Regions from separate parts of the Homo sapiens genome. Here region 2 is linked to region 1. A link is an interaction called in ENCODE POLR2A ChIA-PET data of the cell type or tissue named here. Cell type or tissue: B cell. All regions are shown on one strand. Links, peaks and the distances in the headings refer to the core of each region. The heading gives the core; the rest is flanking DNA.

The links. ChIA-PET counts read pairs that join two places held together with the same protein. Peaks named below come from ENCODE experiments on the same cell type or tissue, not always from the same donor. Only the 100,000 strongest peaks of a DNase experiment are listed, where the experiment ranks them.
Region 2: POLR2A ChIA-PET joins it to region 1 with 5 read pairs; 2 of 35 experiments call an interaction of 5 or more read pairs at or near these places.

The regions. Positions count from the first base shown.
Region 1 is chr13:50,749,856-50,754,258 of GRCh38, forward strand. It overlaps a transcript of DLEU7 not described here. Among named protein-coding and RNA genes, the nearest start is that of DLEU7-AS1, 56 kb to the right of the region's middle. In B cell, for the core only: no CTCF peak of the experiment used is centred there; a DNase peak (open chromatin) is centred at 2,136; H3K4me3 peaks cover 538 bases; H3K27ac peaks cover 637 bases.
Region 2 is chr13:50,478,467-50,482,869 of GRCh38, forward strand. The region is part of intron 4 of DLEU1 (deleted in lymphocytic leukemia 1); the gene reads left to right. Among named protein-coding and RNA genes, the nearest start is that of DLEU1-AS1, 47 kb to the right of the region's middle. In B cell, for the core only: no CTCF peak of the experiment used is centred there; no DNase peak of the experiment used is centred there.

The sequences.
Region 1 (4,403 bases), core at 117-4,116:
GATTGTGAAGATTTTCTCCAACTCTGTGGGTTGTCTGTTTACTCTGACTGTTCCTTTTGCCATGCAAAAGCTCTTTAGTTTAATTAAGTCCCAACTATTTATCTTTGTTTTTATTGCATTTGCTTTTGGGTTCTTGGTCATGAAATGCTTGCCTAAGCCAATGTCTAAAAGGGTTTTTTCAGTGTTATCTTCTAGAATTTTTATAGTTTCAGGTCTTAGATTTAAGTCCTTAATCCATCTTGAGTTGATTTTTGTATAATGTGAGAGATGAGGAACCAGTTTCATTCTCCTATATGTGGCTAGCCAATTATCCCAGCCCCATTTGTTGAAAAGAGTATCTTTTCCCCATTTTATGTTTTTGTTTGCTTTGTTGAAGATCAATTGGCTATAAGTACTTGGATTTATTTCTAGGTTCTCTATTCTATTCCATTGGTCTATGTGCCTATTTTTATGCCAGTACCATGCTGTTTTGGTGACTATAGCCTTATAGTATAGTTTGAAATCAGGTAGTGTGATGCCTCCAGATATGTTCCTTTTGCTTAGTCTTGCTTTGGCTATGCGGGCTCTTTTTTGGTTCCATATGAATTTTAGAATTTTTTTTTCTAATTCGGTGAAGAATGATGGTGATATTTTGGTGGAGATTGTGTTGAATTTGTAGATTGCTTTTGGCAGTATGGTCATTTTCACAATATTGATTCAACCCATTCATGAGCATGGGATGTGTTCTCATTTGTGTTATCTATGATTTCTTTCAAAAGCATTTTGTAGTTTTCCTTGTAGCGGTCTTTCACCTCCTTGGTTAGGTATATTCCTATGTTTTTTGTTTGTTTGTTTGTTTGTTTGCAGCTATCGTAAAAGGGGTTGAGTTCTTGATTTGATTCTCTTCTTGGTAACTGTGGTGTATAGAAGAGCTACAGATTTGTGTATATTAACCTTGTATCCAGAAACTTTGCTGAATTATCAGTTCTAGGAGCTTTCTGGAGGAGTCTTTAGGGTTTTCGAGGTAAACAATCGTATCATCAGCAAACAGGACAGTCTGACTTCCTCTTTACTGATTTAGATGCCCTTTACTTCTTTCTCTTGTCTGATTGCTCTGGCTAGGACTTTCAGTACCATATTGAAGAGAAGTGGTGAGAGTGGGCATCCTACTCTTGCTCAGCTCTCAGAGGGAATGCTTTCAACTTTTCCCCATTCAGTATTACGTTGGCTGTGGGTTTGTCATAGACAGTATTACATTGAGGTATGTCCCTTCTATGCCAATTTTGCTGAGAGCTTTAATCACAAAGGGATGCTGGATTTTGCCAAAAGCTTTTTCCACGTCTATTGAGATATCACGTGATTTTTGTTTTTAATTCTGTTTATGTGGTGTATCATATTTATTGACTTTCATATGTTAAACCATCCCTGCATCCCTGGTATGAAACCCACTTGATCGTGGTGGATTATCTTTTTGATATGTTGTTGGATTCAGTTAGCTAGTATTTTGCTAAGGATTTTAGCATCTATGTTCATCAGGCGTATCAGTCTGTAGTTTTCTTTTTTGGTTATGTCCTTTCCTGGTTTTGGTATTAGGGTGATGCTGGCCTCATAGAATGAATTAGAGAGGGTTCCCTCTTTCTCTATCTTGTGGAATAGTGTCATCAAAAGGATTGGTACCAATTCTTCTTTGAATGTCTGGTAGAATTCTGCTATGAATCCGCCTGGTCCTGGACTTTCTTTGTTGGTAATTTTTAAATTACTGTTTGAATCTCACTGCTTGTTATTGGTCTGTTCACAGTAACTAATTCCTCCTGAATTAAGCTAGGAGGGCTCTATTTTTCCAGAAGTTTATCCATCACTTCTAGGTTTGCTAGTTTATATGCATAAAGGTGTTCATAGTAGCCTTGAATGATTTTTTGTATTTCAGCGATGTCAGTTATAATATCTCCCATTTCGTTTCTTACTGAGGTTATGTGGATTTTCTCTCTTCTTTTCTTGGTTAACCTTGGTAATGGTCTATCAATTTTATTTATCTTTTCAAAGAACCAGCTTTTTGTTTCATTTATCTTTTGTATTTTTTTTTGTTGTTGTTTCAATTTCATTTAGTTCTGCTCTGATCTTGGTTACTTCCTTTCTTCTGCTGCATTTTGGTTTGGTTTGTTCTTGTTTCTCTAGTTCCTTGAGGTGTGACTTTGTGTCAGTTTGTGCTCTTTCAGTCTTTTTTTTTTTTTTTTTGAGATGGAGTCTTGCTCTTTTGCCCAGGCTGGAGTGCAGTGGCACAATCTCGGCTCATTGCAAGCTCTGCCTCCCAGGTTCAGGCCATTCTCCTGCCTCAGCCTCCCTAGTAGCTGGGACTACAGGCGCCCACCACTACTCCTGGCTAATTTTTTGTATTTTTAGTAGAGACGGGGTTTCACCATGTTAGCCAGGATGGTCTCAATCTCCTGACCTCGTGATCCACCCATCTCGGCCTCCCAAAGTGCTGGGATTTCAGGTGTGAGCCACCGTGCCAGGCCTTTTTTAGTCTTTTTGATGTAGGCGTTTAGGGCTATGAACTTTCCACTTAGCACCACCTTTGCTGTATCCCAGAGGTTTTGATAGGTTGTGTTGTGTCCGGAATTGGTGGGTTCTTGGTCTCACTGACTTCAAGAATGAAGCCGTGGACCCTCGCGGTGAGTGTTACAGTTCTTAAAGGCGGCGTGTCCAGAGTTTGTTCCTTCTGATGTTCGGATGTGTTCAGAGTTTCTTCCTTCTGGTGGGGTTCGTGGTCTCGCTGGCTCAGGAGTGAAGCTGCCGACCTTCACGGTGAGTGTTACAGCTCTTAAGGCGGCGCGTCTGGAGTTGTTCATTCCTGCCAGTGGGTTCGTGGTCTCGCTGGCTTCAGGAGTGAAGCTGCAGACCTTCGTGGTGAGTGTTATAGCTCATAAAGGCAGTGTGGACCCAAAGAGTGAGCAGCAACAAGATTTATTGCAAAGAGTGAAAGAACAAAGCTTCCACAGTGTGGAAGGGGACCCAAGCGGGTTGCCACTGCTGGCTCAGGCAGCCTGCTTTTATTCTCTTATCTGGCCCCACCCACATCCTGCTGATTGGTAGAGCCAAGGGGTCTGTTTTGACAGGGCACTGATTGGTGCCTTTACAATCCCTGAGCTAGACACAAAGGTTCTCCTCGTCCCCACCAGATTAGCTACATAAAGAGTGTTGACACAAAGTTTCTCCAAGTCCCCACCACAGTACCTAGATACAGAGTGTCGATTGGTGCATTCACAAACCCTGAGCTAGACAGAGTGCTGATTGGTGTGTTTACAAACCTTGAGCTAGATACAGAGTGCCGATTGGTGTATTTACAATCCCTTAGCTAGACATAAAGGTTCTCCACATCCCCACCAGACTCAGGAGCCCAGCTGGATTCACCCAGTGGATCCCGCACCAGGGCTGCAGGTGGAGCTGCCTGCCAGTCCCACGCCATGCACCTGCACTCCTCAGCCCTTGCGTGGTCAATGGGACTGGGCGCCCTGGAGCAGGGGGCGGCGCTCGTTGGGGAGGCTCGGGCTGCACAGGAGCACACGGAGGGGGTGGGAGGCTCAGGCATGGCGGGCTGCAGGCCCCGAGCCCTGCCCCGTGGGAAGGCAGCTAAGGCCTGGCAAGAAATTGAGCACAGCACTGGTGGGCCGGCTCTGCTGGGGGACCCAGTACATCCTCCACAGCCGCTGGCCCGGTTGCTAAGCCCCTCATTGCCCGGGGCCAGCAGGGCAGGCCAGCTGCTCTGAGTGGAGTCCCCCGAGCCCACGCCCACCCGGAACTCGCACTGGCCCGCAAGCACCGTGCGCAGCCCCAGTTCCCACTCAGGCTTCTCCCTCCACACCTCCCTGCAAGCTGAGGGAGCCAGCTCAGGCCTTGACCATCCCAGAAAGGGGCTCCCACAGTGCAGCGGTAGGCTGAAAGGCTCCTCAAGTGCCGCCAAAGTGGGAGCCCAGGCAGAGGTGCCAAGAGCGAGCGAGGGCTGCAAGGGCTGCCAGCACACTGTCACCTCTCAGTGTCATTATTGTCGTTCAGTTTGAAGAATTTTTTAATTTCCATCTTGATTTCGTTTTTTGACCAAGTGCTCATTCAGGAGCAGGTTATTTAATTTCCATGTATTTGCATGGTTTTGAAGGTTCCTTTTGGAGTTGATTTCCAGTTTTTTCCCACTGTGGTCTGAGAGAGTGCTTGATATAATTTCAATTTTCTTAAATTTATTCCAGCTTATTTTATGGCCTATCATATGGTCTATCTTAAAGAAGGTTCCATATGCTGTTAAATAGAATGTGTATTTGCGATTATTGGATGAAATGTTCTGTATATATCTGTTAAGTCCATTTGTTCCAAGGTAGTTTAAATCCATTGTTTCCTTGTTGAGTTTCTGTCTTGACGACCTGTCTAGTGCT
Region 2 (4,403 bases), core at 230-4,229, 270 kb before region 1:
CTTTGGCAACTGTCCAGCTGATACCCTTCTAGTGATCAAAACTCTGCCAATATTTGGTGTCTTCTTGAATTCCTTGAATGACAGGCAATTAACCATTTCCAAAAGTGATACTTCGATTAATGCACAACTCTTAGTGTTTAGTCCTATTTGTTTATTTTTTTTGGTAGATAGCAGTAGCTACCAAAGAAATTTGAGGTGGCTAGGATTAGCTACTCCCCAACAAACATCCTACTAAGCTGTAAAAATACACATCTCAGAAGAGATTCTGCCCCCATGCACTTATTTTACTACCTTTCATTAGCAAATGGGTACAAAATAGTTCATATAGTTTGTAGGTCTGATAAAGTCTAAGCTCTCTTTTCTTTTTGGCATACTAACCACATTTCATATGAAAGATTGACTCCAAGCAGATGTGATATTCGAGTCAGGATTTTGTACCCTACAATAGGCACCATAAAATCAGAATTCCTCTTAAACCAATGATTGAAATCAAGCATCATTCCTAATCATTCAAAGTGCAGGATTTGTTGGATTTTCCGACTGTATTCATTCAAGAGTGCTTCTAAACTGTTTTGGCCCATTTCCCTGTCTTGGTACTTCTAATGTCACCATTGAAGCCAAGTTTAGTATTCATCATGCTGGTCACTAGTTTAATGAATAAAACCCATTTTTTTAAAGCATTCAGGATGCTAATTAGCAAAGCTTGTTGATTGAGGTACTGGTATCTGAAGGACTTGTAATACATACTTCAGAGCATGGCCTTTTCTGATGTAATATAGGTGACCACCCATGAACTATGCATTCTTGATATCATGTCAGCTAACCATCCTTAGAATTAAAGCTTTAACTGGTCAAACATCATAGTACATTGATTATATGAAGTAAATTACAGACATTGGTACAAGTGAGTTCTATTTTTATTTTTATTATTATTTTTTGAGACGGAGTCTTACTCTGTAGCCCAAGCTGGAGTGCAGTGGTGCGATCTTGGCTCACTGTAACCTCTGCCTCCAGGGATCAAGCGATTCTCATGTCCCAGCCTCCCAATTAGCTGGAACTACAGGCAAATGTCACCATGCCTGGCTAATTTTTTTTTTTTTTTTTTTTTTTTTTTTTTGGATTTTACTAGAGACAGGATTTCACCATGTTGCCCAGAGTGGTCTCGAACTCCTGAGCTCAGGCGATCCGCCTGCCTTGGCCTCCCACAGTGCTGGGATTATAGGCGTGAGCCACCACGCCCAGCCAAATTCTATTTTTTTAAGAAACAACTCAACCCAGAAATCTACTTTTGTGTCCCTTCTATCCATTGTTTCCTTTGAGGCAAAAAGCATTATGTGTGAATTTGCATCTGAGGTGAATGCTATGCTTGGGTGTGTTATATCTGAGAGTAAACTTCAAGTGCTGATAATTCTTGGGGCAGCATGGCAGGGGAGGAGGAGAAAGGAAGAAGTGGGATAAACATGGTGACAGAGAAGAAGTGCTTTAGATCCACTGTTTGAGAACTCTAGTGGACTGCGGAAATCCTACCTTCCTCTAATCTAGAGTTTTTCTATTTTTTTTTTTTTTGACAATAGAACACATTTGGAATGCAATGCCTCCTAATAGGCCACAGAAGTAATATTCTGTGTAACACATAATGCACTCTCTTAATCAAAACTATAATAGAAGGTCAAATGGGAAAGGGACAGAATATGTATTCCCTTGGTAAAAACAATACAAATGATAAACACAATCATAGTCATAGTAGCTAATGTTTATGTAGTATTTACCATATGTGAGGTATAACTTCTACTAACTATTCTAAGTACATTATATACAGGAACTCATTTAATCCTACAATGAATCTGGGCCATCTATTATATTGATGGAAAATTGTTACCAATGATTGAATAGACTATCACACATTGTATACTAGAAGAAATTGCTATTCTATGACAAAATGGTGAGCTGGCAAAGTTAGAGAAAACCTAAAGCAATTAAAAAGAATGGGCATACAGAGAACTAAAGAATTTAGTATCAGTAGCATGCATTGTACCTTTACAGCATGAAGGTCTTAGTACCTACAATGTTAAAAATTACATTTAGAAAATTAGCTCACAGCTCTTGCAGGTACTGGTGCAAAGCATGTCTTATTTAAATGTTTATTATCGTCTAAGCTTTTATTATTCCTTGGCTGTCCTAGAGATGTATGATAAGATATAATCTTTATAGAAGGAAAATGACAATTATTTCAAGTTCTATTCCTTAAGAAATTAGGGAAATAAGAATTCTGGGAAGATGGCAACAATGGCATTATAGCTTACGACTATTCCTGAATCCTCTAATGAACACAGTCAGAGTAGCAAAACCAAAACTGCACAGATGAAATCTACAACAAAGCAACAAAACATACACCCTAATGCATGTGTATATGGGGATGAAACTCTGATAGCAAAAAGACTTGTGTGGTATCACTAAAACTTTGCAAGAAGCAGAGAGAAGGAACTGAGACTTACGATGGATTTGAGTGGTGGAGAACCCCCAAATCATCAGTGATACTCACTGGAAAGCTCTGTGGTGTGTTCTGAGAGGAACAACTGATTCTTTGAGGACGCTTTACAGGACTCAATTCATAGGTAACTGCAAGGAGGCCATCATTAGGTTTGATGATGCTGTGGCTGTCTGAGTCGAAACTCTTGAAACTAACCAACTACAGATCACTTTCAGAACAAAGCTCTGCACTGAGGAGAGACTTCATTTAGAACTCATATTGAGGAGGAGGAGAACAACAGGAGCAAAGGAAAGAGAAAATCCAGCCAAGAATGAGGTATAGGAGAAGAGAAAGCAGATCTCAGAGAGCATGAAGCCATGTTTTTGAATCCTTCATTAAAAAAACAAACAGATGCAGGTGTTTCCAGTATAAAGTTAGGTCCTTGCTACCATTGTAAAAGTGTAAGAATATTCATTTTACCCTAACATGAGCAACAGAAAAGGATTACAGTTAAAAATACCATGTAAAGTTATTATAAGCAAAAAGAGAAAATGAATAAAATAATGTCCCTACAATGAAGGCACACCAGAAAGATAAGTCCACAAGGCAAATAAAAACTGCAACCTAATATTTCAAAACAGGCCAAAAGAAGTTGAGAAGCAAATAATAGATATGAAAGAACAACACGAATAAGAATTAGAAAAAGTCATAAATGAGGTGATTGGAGAAAAATACGATTTAGAAAGATGGCAGAACTTAGGAAATAATTTTAAAATAAAAAAAAATCAAGTTCAGTGTTGAATTCTAAATTAGAGGAAACCCAAGAGCAAATTGATACCTTCAGAGAAATAGAAGAAAGAACAAAGAAAAAACTTTTAAAAATAAAGTGAATGAAGACACTAAAAGGATGGAAGAGAAGGTGACAGCTATAAAAATAGGCAGGGACATTAACACATGTGTATTGGGAGTCCCCCAAAAAGGAACCAAAGCCATGGTATAGAACAAGTATTTGAAATTATGATTCACAAAAAAATGTCCTGACTTGAAACTATTGAAAGATAGTACTGCAAACCTGGGAAAAAAGACTCAAGAGATATTTTCACTAAAACTATGAACTTTAAAGAAAAGGAAACAATCCTTTGGTCAACCAGGCAAAAAAATGAAGTCACTGATAAAGGAAAGGGAATCAGATTACATAAGACTTTTCAACTTTACTGCAGCAGACCATACAATAATGCATTTAACAAAGTCAGGAGTTGAAACAGTCAAAGATATCATACCTTGTCAAACTGACAAACTTATTTCATTATAAAGGTTAGAGATAAACTGTAATAACTATGCAAAAAAACTCAAAATATTCTTCCCTTGAGAATTCATGAATATTCTACTGAAAAATAAGTGTTAGTTTGCAAAAGCAAACTTGAACACATGAAAAGGCATACTTCTTGGATCGGAAAATTCAACATAATAAAGTTGTCAATCCTCTTTAAATTAATTTATAAATGTAATGCAATCCCAGTAAAAATTCCATTTTTTTTTATAATCAAGTAGACAGGTTGACTAAAAAGTTTATTTGGAATAAGAAACAAGAAAGAATAGCCAGGTAAAGAACAAAAATGGAGAATATACTAATGGAAATTGATAATGCAAACATTATAAAGCCTTATAATTTAAAAAGTATGGTTTGCATACACGAATAAACAGACCAATGGATCAAGATAGAAAATCCAGAAATGGATTCAATTACATATGCAAATTACTGGAGAAAGGAGATGGACTTTTGAAAAGTGTTTTTGGGAAAACTGGATGACCTTTTGCAAAGATAAAATTGGATCCATTCCTCACACTGCACATCAAAATAAACTTTAAATATATTAGAGATTTAAATGTAAGCAATGACACTGTATAAGTAACAGAAAAAACATAGTGAAGC